Regions from separate parts of the Homo sapiens genome. Here region 2 is linked to region 1. Evidence: chromatin contacts called from ENCODE Hi-C or POLR2A ChIA-PET data. All regions are on one chromosome and are shown on one strand. Each heading gives the region's core, a stretch centred on a gene start or an enhancer-like site at or near the end of the contact. The rest is flanking DNA. Distances are from core to core; before and after follow the strand shown. Region 1 holds the start of GTF3C2 (general transcription factor IIIC subunit 2). Region 2 holds the start of TMEM214 (transmembrane protein 214).

Region 1 (5,793 bases), core at 1,972-4,471:
ATTCTTCTGCCTCAGCCTCCTGAGTAGCTGGGATTACAGGCATGTGCCACCATGCCCAGCTAAGTTTTGTACTTTTAGTAGAGATGGGATTTCACCATGTTGGCCAGGCTGGTCTCAAACTCCCAACCTCAGGTGATCCACCCACCTCGGCCTCCCAATCAACTTAGTTTTAATAGAAACAATAACTCTTTCATATTAAAATTTATTTCCCCTGTCACCCAGGCTGGAATGCAGTAGTGCGATGATCATGGCTCACTGCACCTTGACCTCCTGGGCCCAAGTGCTCCTCCCCATCTCAGCCTCTCAGGTCACTGGGACCACATGCACACACCAGCAGGCCTAGCTAATTTTTATTTTTTTTGTAGAGACAGGGTCTCAACTATCTTACTCAGACTGGTCTCAAATTCCTGGGCTCAAGTGATCCTCTAGCTTCAACTTCCAAAGTGCTAGGATTACAGGTTTGAGTCACCACACCCAGCCTATAACGTATGTATAAAGACAAAGCAAAACATTAAAAAAAAAAAAAAAAAGGGTGGGAGCCTGGACAACATAACAAAATCCTGTCTCAACAACAACAACAAAAATGTTTAATTAGCTGGGTGTGGTGGCAAATACCTGTAGCTCTAGCTATTCGAGAGGCTGAGGCAGGAGGATCGCCTGAGCCCAGGAGTTCAAGGTTACAGTGAGCTGTGATCATGCCACTCGACTCCAGCCTGGGTGACAGAGCAAGATCTTGTCTCAAAAAAAGTGGGAACCAATACAATGACTCTTGGCAAGCATTCAACTCAACTAGTGGAAGCAGACTGACCACGTCTACAGGAGAAAAACCTTCAAGCTTCAAGCATTTAGAGAGGAAATAAGAGTATGTCAGTTAACATAAGGAGCTAAATGGAAATCAGTTAAGAGAGCTTCTATACAAGTCTTAAGGATTTTCTAGGCCAAGTGCTGTGACTCACGCCTGTAATCCCAGCACTTTGGGAGGCCAAGGCAGATGGATCACTTGAGGTCAGGAGACTAGCCTGGCCAACATGGTGAAACCCCATCTCTACTAAAAATATAAAAATTAGCCCGGCGTGGTGGCAGGCGCCTGTAATCCCATCTACTCGGGAGGCTGAGACAGGAGAATCACTTGAACCCAAGAGGCAGAGGGAGAGGTTGCAGTGAGCCGATATCACGCCACTGCACTCCAGCCTGAGTGACAGAGGAAGATTCCGGTTTTTTTTAAAGGATTTTCTACATCAGTATACATATATTTATCTCATTCTTCCTAATTGCTGCATGGCATTCCATAGAATTAGTTATTTAGACAATCTTCATTTAATGAACAAATGAGTTAAAATACTATTTCAAAAAATACTGCAATAAATATTCTAGTACAAATCTCTTCATTAATTCATCAATAAATTATTTTTCTCGAATAATCATCTGAACATGGAATTACTGTACTACACTGAAGAACATGCACATTTCAAAATTTGATACTACCAAACGGCTCACCAAAATTAAAACTATTTATGTATATTAGTACCCATTTTATCATACCGTTACTGATCTTTTTAATTTTCGCCAATCTGATAGGTGAAAGAATTCTTCCCCACTCTATTTATTTGCACTGATAATAATTGGTGTCAGCAACTTCTTTCTATATATTGGACATCCATATGACTTTTATGAATTGCCTGTACATATAATTTGCCTGGCCGGGCACGGTGGCTCACGCCTGTAATCCCAGCACTTTAGGAGGCCGAGGTGGGCGGATAACGAGGTCACAAGTTCGAGACCAGCCTGACCAACATGGTAAAACCCCGTCTCTACTAAAAATACAAAAGTAGCCGGGCATGGTGGCACGCGCCTGTAATTCCAGCTACTCAGGAGGCTGAGGCAGGAGAATCGCTTGAACCCGGGAGGCGGAGGTTGCAGTGAGCCGAGATCACGCCACTGCACTCCAGCCTGGGCAACAAGAACAAAACTCCGTATCAAAAAAAAAAAAAATACACTTCTCATGGAAGGCAGCAGCAGGATGTAATGGTACAAATTCTGGATACACAGTAAAGGAATAGATGATCAGTAAATTCGTACTGAGTTTCTAAAACCTTCCATTGCACCCCAATCTGTCTGGTTCCCATGCTGCTCCAGGATGCCAGCTTGACCTCCCCAGCCAAGAAAAAATAATGACACAACACTGCACCTTAAGTATGAAATTACTTTGAATACACTGCTTAGCTTAATATATTGTTTCCTAAAGTGTTCCTAGGGTACAACTGGCGGTATGCAAGATGATTTTAATGGTACGAAAACGAACATTTTAATGACTAGTGCTTTTATTTCAACTTACATAAACAATTATAAGTAGCCCATGAAACCCACGGTTTCATTTATATTGCTTAGGTCGAGACTAATGCATTTAAACTTTTTAAGTAAGTCAATTTAAAGAGAACTATTCAGAAAACAATAGTACAATTGATAAGAGATTGCAAAAATAGTGATGGCACGGGATTGACTTAAAATTGTATATGCCTCTGGAACAAAGAGGTTTGTCCATACCCTATACATCCCTCCAACAAAGTGAGTTGCCTCCGACGGAGTTGAAGTCGCCACCTCTGACTTCCCCAACAGGCAGCCAACTTGCCACGGGACAAAAGGACTAGACAGGGAAACACAACTGGCCCTTGGTTACGCCAATGGCGTTGCAGCGCGCGGGGCACAACCCTCGGGGTTAAAGAGCCTCCTCGAGGAAGAGGCTGGGACACAGCTGAAAGAGATTGACCCACAACCACTCTAGGGGCCATCACCTGCCCTTCTTCAGTCCTGGGCGTGAAGGTAGATTTCTCCCCTAGCCTGTGCGGGAGAGGAGCCCTGGTTTTTCTAACAAGGACTACTGTAGGTTCGCCGAGTTCGAGGGACGCTACGTATGCAGCGCCTACGCCCGGACACAGGCTTCCGCGTTACCGACACCGCGTGGGGGAGGAGGGCAAGACCCGAGGCTTGCAGAGATGGGGGGTGCACGGTGGCCACAGTAGGGAAGGTGCGGAGCATGATGGTGCTCTGTAGGAGCGCAGACGCTGAAAGGCGCGCTGCTGTGGCTGGGAGAAGAGCGGAGCCAGGAGTTTGTTCCCAATATCTTAGTGCTATGGCAAAAGAAGGGGGAGGAGTAATTGTGGGGCCCCCCACACACCCGCTGCGGCGATACACTCACCCTCGCCAAAGTCCTTCCGGAAGTCTAAGTTCGAAGATGGCGCCGCCTGTCTGGTCGCGGTCTTATGACGAAATCTTGTTAGCTGCTCTTCACTGACGCCCCCACCCCAGTGCACAAGGTAAACACGTGTGCTTGGTCCGGAGTCGGTGCCGGGCTAGTTTTCTCTTAGACTCTGTATTCCATAATGCAGCGCGGCCAGAGTCACCGAGCCCTCCGAAGCCAGCCGAGTTCCAGGGCGTCTTCAGCGGCGCCAGGGACGCTGCAGGGCCTCATGGGAGTTGCAGTGTCAAAAAGGGGAGATCGACGCCTGCGCGGCCAACGGGATCCCACGCGGCCTCGACGGGAGCCGGGAGTAGGCGGACTCCCAGGCCGGGCTCGCGCTCTGGATCCCTGAATCCGGCCTTTCCGGCCGGACTGCCGCGCCTGTGGCCGGAAGAGCCAGCTAGACCAGAGAGTCTGTACCTGCAACCCTGGCGGCGTCCGAGCCCAAGGCGGAGTCTGGGAGACAAAGAAGTCCTCGCCGCCGGCCGCTGGAGGATTCTGCCAGTAGTGAAGTCAGGGATGGGCCCGAGAGAGCTTGGAAAGAGGACAAGGAAGGGAAGGAGTAGGAGTAGAAAAGCATGACTTTGGCTGGGTATGGTAGCTCCTGTCTGTAATCCCAGCACTTTGGGAGGCCAAGGCGGGGGAGGATCACTTGAGCCCAGGAATTCGATACCAGCCTGGGCAACATAGTGAGACCCCGTTTTTATTTTTATTTTTATTTTTTCCTGAGATGGAGTCTTGCTCTGTCCCCAGGCTGGAGTGCAGTGGCGCGATCTCGGCTCACTGCAAACTCCGCCTCCCGGGTTCAAGCAATTGTCCTGCCTCAGCCTCCCGAGTAGCTGAGATTACAGGCGCCCGCCACCAAGCCCGGATAATTTTTGTCTTTTTAGTAGAGAAGGGGTTTCACTATGTTGGCCAGGCTGGTCTCGAACTCCTGACCTTGTGATACGCCTGCCTCAGCCTCCCAAAGTGCTGGGATTACAGGCATGAGCCACCGCGCCCGGCCTAATTTTTTAATTTTTTCTAGAGATGGGGTCTCGTTATGTTGACCAGGCTGGTCTTGAACACCTGACCTGAAGTGATCCTCTTGCCTCAGCCTCCCATAGTGCTGCGATCACAGGTGTAAGTCACTGAGTTTGGCCATTATTCCATTTCTGTACACAAAAACCTTTCTCATTCTGTGCTATAACTAGTTAGCATTTAATTGGGTGGATGTGGTATAACTAGTGCCTTGTTGATATTGATGCATATTTACATGGTTTTGCTGTTATAAACAATGGTCCCTTGCTATTATAAATCACACTGCTATAAGTAACCTTGCATCTAAATTACTTCAAATGTGTAACTATATGGGTAGGATAATTTCTAGAAGTGGAATTGTGAACCAAAGTTTTAGGTGCATTTGTAATTTTGATTTATAACCAATCTTTTCACTGATCTACTTCTCTGCCTCTAATTTCTACTAGGTGTTTGTTTGTTTGTTTGTTTGTTTTGAGACAGGGTCTTGCTCTGTCACCCAGGCTGGAGGACAGTGGTGCAATCACGGCTCACTGCAGCCTCAACCTGCCACCTCAGCCTCCTGAATAGTTGGGGTGTGTGGCAGGTGTATACCACCACTTCCAGGTTTTTTTGTTGTTGTTGTTTAATAGAGATGAGGTCTTGCTATATTGCCCAGGCAGGTCTCACACTACTGAGCGCAAGCGATCCTCCTGCCTATGCCTCCCAAAGTGCTGGGATTACAGGTGTGAGTTGCCATGCCTGGCCCGGTTATCTTTCTAAAGCATAAAGCAACCCTGTTGATCCTCTGCTTAATTTTGATGATTAAGTAGTATGTTCAAAATATAGAAATCCATGTATTGATAATGATCTTTTAAAAAAAGTAAAAGCCAAAATATCAGCTACTCATCCTACACCATTGAAAGTAGTGACCATTAAACTGCTCTACCTCTACCTCCACCTCTCTACCTCTCTACCTCTCTACCTCTACCTCTACCCACGGTCTCCCTCTCTTTCCATGGTCTCCCTCTCATGTGGAGCCGAAGCTGGACTGTACTGCTGCCATCTCGGCTCACTGCAACCTCCCTGCCTGATTCTCCTGCCTCAGCCTGCCGAGTGCCTGCGATTGCAGGCACGCGCTGCCACGCCTGACTGGTTTTGGTGGAGACGGGGTTTCGCTGTGTTGGCCGGGCCGGTCTCCAGCCCCTAACCGCGAGTGATCCGCCAGCCTCGGCCTCCCGAGGTGCCGGGATTGCAGACGGAGTCTCGTTCACTCAGTGCTCAATGGTGCCCAGGCTGGAGTGCAGTGGCGTGATCTCGGCTCGCTACAACCTACACCTCCCAGCCGCCTGCCTTGGCCTCCCAAAGTGCCGAGATTGCAGCCTCTGCCCAGCCGCCACCCCGTCTGGGAAGTGAGGAGTGTCTCTGCCTGGCCGCCCATCGTCTGGGATGTGAGGAGCCCCTCTGCCTGGCTGCCCAGTCTGGAAAGTGAGGAGCGTCTCCGCCCGGCCGCCATCCCATCTAGGAAGTGAGGAGTGCCTCTTCCCAGCCGCCATCAC
Region 2 (5,793 bases), core at 910-3,409, 320 kb before region 1:
CCCAACTGCCAGCGCTGGGGATTACAATTCAACATGAGACTTGGGCAGGGACAAAAATCCAAACTATATCAAACCTCATCACCTCCAAAGTCCCATCAAGCACTGTCCCATTGAACTGCTTCCAGTTTACCACCCTCTAGGCCTTTGTTTTACATCAACAGATCCACACAACTGGCATTTTCTCTCCACCCACCCTAACCCTCAGCCAGTGAACATTCAATTTTGTTTTTTGTTGTTGTTGTTGTTTTGGGTTTTTTGAGACGGAGTTTAGCTCTTGTTGCCCAGGTTGGAGTGCAGTGGCACAATCTCGGCTCACTGCAACCTCCGCCTCCAAGGTTCAAGCGATTCTCCTGCCTCAGCCTCCCAAGTAGCTGAGATTATAGGCCTGCGCCATCATACCTGGCTACTTTTTTGTATTTAGTAGAGATGGGGTTTCACCATGTTGGCCTGACTGGTTTCGAACTCCTGACCTCAGGTGATACCCACCTCGGCCTCCCGAAGTGCTGGGATTACAGGCGTGAGCCACGGCGCCCGGGGAACCAATGAAAATGCTATTTCTCAGAACCTATCTCAGCTGCCGTCTCCTTCGGGAAGCTAAACTCCTTCCTAAGGAATGCATCGCTCCCTCAGCTGTTCATCCTGTAGGAATTTGGACTCTCTTAGTTCTTATCATAATACCTCAGTATGGCAGGTAGGAATCTCATCCTCACACACAGTTGTACATGAAATAGCACATTTCCTTAATTGTGATAAGTCACTTTGATTTTATCTTCCCTCATTCTCCTCTGCTGGCATGCTTCAAGGTTCTGAAGGCTCCCAGGATACTAACACCCTCCACGTGGATGTCTGAGCAGGAACCTGTCTGCAGATGCCTCAAGTCTGGGGCTCTCCATCGCTTCCCTGACACATCTGGAACTTGGGATTGACTCTTATGGTGGGAGGCAGAGCCTGTTCTTTCTCATTGCCTGGAAGGGGAAACCCGGCCCTGGCTGTCCCAGACCCCCAGACTTTTCTCAGCCTCCCATGAGAAGAACTCAGAGGCCAGGAGCGGTGGCTCACTCCTGTAATCCCAGCACTTTGGGAGGCTGAAGAGGGTGGATCACTGAGCCCAGGAGTTTGAGATCAGCCTGGGCAACACAGCAAAACCCAGTCTCTACAAAAAATACCAAAGATTAGCCGGGGGTGGTGGTGGGTCAGGTGATCCGTGGTGGGGGATCACCTGAGCCCTAGAAGTTGAGGCTGCAGTGAGTCGTGATCGCGCCACTGAACTCCAGCCTGGGCGACAAAGCAAGATCCTGTCTCAAAAAAAAAAAAAAAAATTATTCTCCATTCTCCACCTCCTACCCCAGCTCCCCAACACTCTGCCCTTTCCTCAAGCCCCCATCCTCTTCCTTGTTCTTTGGCAATAGATTTGTATAGCCCATTAAACCCGAGGTTTAATCACTAGCAACAGTAAAGCCAGCACTTTCCTAGAAGGAAGGAAGCATTTAATCTTCAATCTCTCCCTAGATATGAGGAGCACTACTTCCCTTCCATCCTTCCAGCTCTACGAGAAAGGAAAGAAAAACAGTGGCCGGGCGCCGTGGCTCACGCCTGTAATCCCAGCACTTTGGGAGGCTGAGGGGTGGGGGTGGGGTGGGTCACTTTAGGTCAGGAGTTCGAGACCAGCCTAGCCAACATGGCGAAACCCCGTCTCTACTAAAAATACAAAAATTAGCTGGGCTTGGCAGCGGGAGCCTGTAGTCCCTGCTACTCGGGACGCTGAGGCACGAGAGTCGCTTGAACCTGGGTGGCGGAAGTTACAGTGAGCTGAGATCGCGCTACTGCACTCCAGTCTGGGCGACAGAGCGCGGCCCTGGCAATCAATCAATCAATTGATCAATAAAGGAAAGAAAAACAGAAACAGTTCTACCAAGTCTCTCAATGCCGTGGCCTTCACATCGACGCTCAATGAACGTTCTCAGAAGGGAATCTCCTCTCCTCCCGGCCTCTTCGCCTGGGCGGGGGCCGCAGGCTGCCGCGGAAGCCTCTTCCCGATGCTCTTCGCTCAGGAGAGCCCGGCCCAGGAGAGGGACTACAAGTCCCAGGCTGCCTTGCGGCGGGCGCCGGGCGCCGGGCGCGCGGTCCTGCGAGGAGACGTGGCAGAGTGCGGCGCGCTCGCGCCGGACCGGAAAGCCGGGGAAGTGGCCGAGGAGGGAGGGCTGCGAGCCATGGCGACCAAGACGGCGGGCGTGGGGCGGTGGGAGGTAGTGAAGAAGGGTCGGCGGCCTGGGGTCGGCGCCGGCGCCGGCGGCCGAGGAGGCGGCAGGAACCGCAGGGCGCTCGGGGAAGCAAACGGAGTGTGGAAATACGACCTGACCCGTGAGTACCCGCCCTGCCCCGCCGCCTACCCCAGGCCTGTCCGGCAGGGTCGCAGCGAGCGGCTCCCAGAACCTGGGCGCGAGCTCGCAGGCACATCCCCGAGCGCCACGCTTGCGTTGTCTCTTTGGAGCCTCACGGGAGGCAGACAGCTCCAGGGAAGGTTGCGGTCCTCACCTCCCAGATGAGTAAACTGAGGCCCAGTGAAGTTGGATACCTTGGCCAGGGTCATGTGTCAGAGGGGCTAGGATTCCGGTCCTCAGACTCTCAGTTCACTGCACACACTCTCCCAGCTGCCCAGGGCCCTAGCTGGTCTCTCTGGGCAGGTGTCTGAGCTTTGAAGAGGTACTGTGGATCATTATACACGGTGCCCCCTCTTTAAGTAACCAGCAGGTCATGGAGGAAGGGACAGGAGGCCCAGCAGTGGGAGAAATGACCGCCACACACTCAACACTCACCAGGAATTATAAGTGACACCTGGTTCTTCCACTGAGGAGTGGAGAAAGATTGCCACTTGTTGATTATAGAGTTGTCATGTCGGAACCAAGAGGCGTTAGGGTAGGACCAAGATGGAAAAAGCTTGTCTTCCCAGACTAGTAGCCACTCACTGAATAAGGCAAACCTCTATATCCAACCTCTCTGCTTGTTCCTACATACTCTGATTTGTCTAATGAAGAACTGCCCCATCTTTATGAAAGAGCCCATAGACTCAAGAGCTGTAATGAAAGAAGCTACCAGGAGAACAGCCTGCCCTGCTCCTTAAGCAGTCCAAGAGGAAGGGGCTTTGAGACAGGCTCTTCCCTGGAGATGAATTAGGTGGCAGTGTGGGGAAAGGGACCACTGATAGGTGAGGCCTTGGGGACTCAAGGGTGGCCTGCCTTTCTCTACCTATCTTCACCCCAGCTGCAATCCAGACCACAAGCACCCTTTATGAGCGGGGCTTTGAGAATATCATGAAGCGGCAGAATAAGGAGCAGGTCCCACCCCCTGCTGTGGAACCTAAGAAACCAGGGAACAAGAAGCAGCCAAAGAAGGTGGCAACTCCTCCCAACCAAAACCAGAAGCAGGGCCGCTTCCGCAGCCTGGAGGAAGCACTGAAAGCTGTGAGTGTGCCTAGACATGAGACGCAGAAAGAATGGGGGCTTGAGATTTAGAGAAGATGAGAGGAGGGGGAGGTGGATGGGCAGCTGAGATCCTATGGGATTTGAAACACTTTAAGGGTTGAGAGGAGTTCAGGAAAAGATGGAAACCCCAGGGGAACAGAATGCCTGCACTTAGAATAGAAAGGAAATGGAAAATTTATAGGGAAACATGGATTGGTAAGAGGAAAGCCTTGAAGACCCAGGAACACCAGGGAGGAGATGGAGAAACTGGTTATGATTCTCTGTCCTATGGAAATACTGATCTTTCATTTTCTGTCTTGTCCTCTGTTTTCCTCTTTTTTTTTTTTTTTTTTTGAGTTAGAGTCTCCCTCTGTCGCCCAGGCTGGTGTGCAGTGGTGTGATCTCAGCTCACTGCAACCTCTGTCTCCTGCCTCAGCCTCCCAAGCAGCTGGGATTACAGGCGTCTGCCACCACGCCTGGCTAATTTTTGTATTTTTAGTAGAGATGGGGTTTCACTACGTTGGCCAGGCTGGTCTTGAACTCCTGACCTCAGGTGATCCGCCCACCTTGGCCTCCCAAAGTGCTGGGATTACAGGCGTGAGCCACCGCGCCTGGCCCTCTGTTTTCCTCTTGAACATGTGGAGGGCCTGAGAGGATAGGGCCTGAGATCAGCATTTTCAGCTGTCCTGTTCCATTCTTAAAGATGTAGGTACAGCAGAATTGCAGCATTCCATGTTCTTATGCTTAAAAATGGAATCCCTTCTTCCTACTGCCACCTAGTTCAACCATTTTCCCACCCCTACCCCATTTCTTTACTCCCTCACTCACAACTCGCCATGGTGGGGGGTTGGGGGATTGTCCCTGGCAGCTGGATGTGGCAGACCTGCAGAAGGAACTGGACAAGAGCCAGAGTGTGTTCTCTGGAAACCCATCCATATGGTTGAAGGACCTGGCCAGCTATCTCAACTACAAGCTACAAGCTCCTCTAAGTGAACCCACGCTGAGCCAGCATACTCATGGTAAGTCCTTCCAGCTTCCTCAAGCTCAGACAAGTTCAAATAAATTCAAAAAGGGTGGTATAACAGATCCCAGTGCCCCACACTGTCCTGATTTCCATGGGTGATTTGGGCTGGTCTCAAATCATCGTGACTGTGAATGTTTCTGGGCCTCATTCTGTGATCCTCCCTCTGGGCCTCCTCAGAGGAAGGATCCCAGCCTCAGTGCAGGGGCCTTTGCCTCCACTCACCATTCCCAGGGAGAGCACCACAGTTCTCAGAGCTGATGGGTGTCTGGTCCTAGCACTCACATTGAGGCCTATGGGCCTTAGATTATCCCTACAGCCTGGTGAGCCGGGAGCTACGTGGGATCATCCGAGGGCTGCTGGCGAAGGCAGCAGGGTCTCTGGAGCTCTTTTTTGACCACTGTCTGTTCACCATGTTGCAAGAGCTGGATAAGACACCAGGTGAAAGGGGCACGGGAGGGATGACCATCTTGGGAGCCTCCTCCTTTTTTTCCTGCTTCCAGTACCACTCAGTGGTTCTGTTTCCAGCAGAGAAATGTGCTAACCTTAACACTTTTTGGAAAGTGTGGAGGAAGTTAGGAGTCAGTGGACCTGGGGCCTGGGCTCACCGCTGACAAATGGGAGATTTCAGGTTTGGGATGCCAAATAATGTGAGTAGGTGTGAGAATGTGTATCTCTCCAGGGGAGTCACTACATGGTTACCGCATCTGTATCCAGGCCATCCTGCAAGACAAGCCCAAGATTGCCACGGCAAACCTAGGCAAGGTGAGCTCTCAGTGATGGTGGGGATGCTAGGAAGCTAGGACTGGGGAGGCTGGGCAGAATCTATGTTGTTGGACTCAGGTTTGGGATAGTGGAAGACCTGTAAGCCTAGTAATAATGGGTAACACTATTAGCACCTATCCTGTGTGTGTGCTCTGGAAACATAGGAGCAAGGTACTGCTATTATTTCCCATTTTTATAGATGAAAAGATTGAGCCACAGAGGAGTTCAGTAACTTTCCTAGGCTCAGTCATCCAGTAAATGGCAGAGTATGGGCGAAGCCCACAAACAGAACCTGCACCACGTGGCCATAGTGCTCCACTCTTGCTCGGCCTGTCCTCCCTCTTCCAGTTGACATCTCCCTTCCCTCCTGGCTTTGGGGGGTGCTCCTGGTGTTTTGTCCTATCCCAATCTGCCTTCCCCACCGGTCTCCTCAGTTCCTGGAACTGCTGAGGTCCCACCAGAGCCGACCAGCAAAGTGTCTCACCATCATGTGGGCCCTGGGTCAAGCAGGTTTTGCCAACCTCACCGAGGGACTGAAAGGTAACA

What was found. A loop is a pair of places that touch in the nucleus more often than their neighbours do. ChIA-PET counts read pairs that join two places held with the same protein, here RNA polymerase II (POLR2A). Pooled maps may share reads with other maps.
Region 2: a loop to region 1 is called in a pooled map, with 13 times the contacts of the local background. The contact joins the promoter of TMEM214 here to the promoter of GTF3C2 in region 1. A Hi-C loop is called at or near these places in 4 of 37 single-sample maps with no recorded cell type and 12 of 50 pooled maps. POLR2A ChIA-PET finds 5 or more read pairs at or near these places in 5 of 52 experiments (Caco-2, PC-9, activated T-cell and 1 more).

What each region holds. Positions count from the first base shown.
Region 1 is chr2:27,353,543-27,359,335 of GRCh38, forward strand. It overlaps GTF3C2 (general transcription factor IIIC subunit 2), which reads right to left and starts at 3,222. Exons shown (of 19, transcript NM_001035521.3): 1 at 3,197-3,222. GTF3C2-AS2 (GTF3C2 antisense RNA 2) reads left to right here and starts at 3,223. Exons shown (of 4, transcript NR_183827.1): 1 at 3,223-3,314; 2 at 4,266-4,360; 3 at 5,343-5,793. RefSeq lists enhancers at 2,616-3,229, 2,743-3,022, 3,073-3,412, 3,230-3,843, 3,423-3,552.
Region 2 is chr2:27,030,806-27,036,598 of GRCh38, forward strand. TMEM214 (transmembrane protein 214) reads left to right here and starts at 2,160. Exons shown (of 17, transcript NM_017727.5): 1 at 2,160-2,361; 2 at 3,262-3,461; 3 at 4,330-4,480; 4 at 4,789-4,923; 5 at 5,165-5,247; 6 at 5,682-5,787. The coding sequence starts at 2,211. RefSeq lists an enhancer at 1,783-2,072.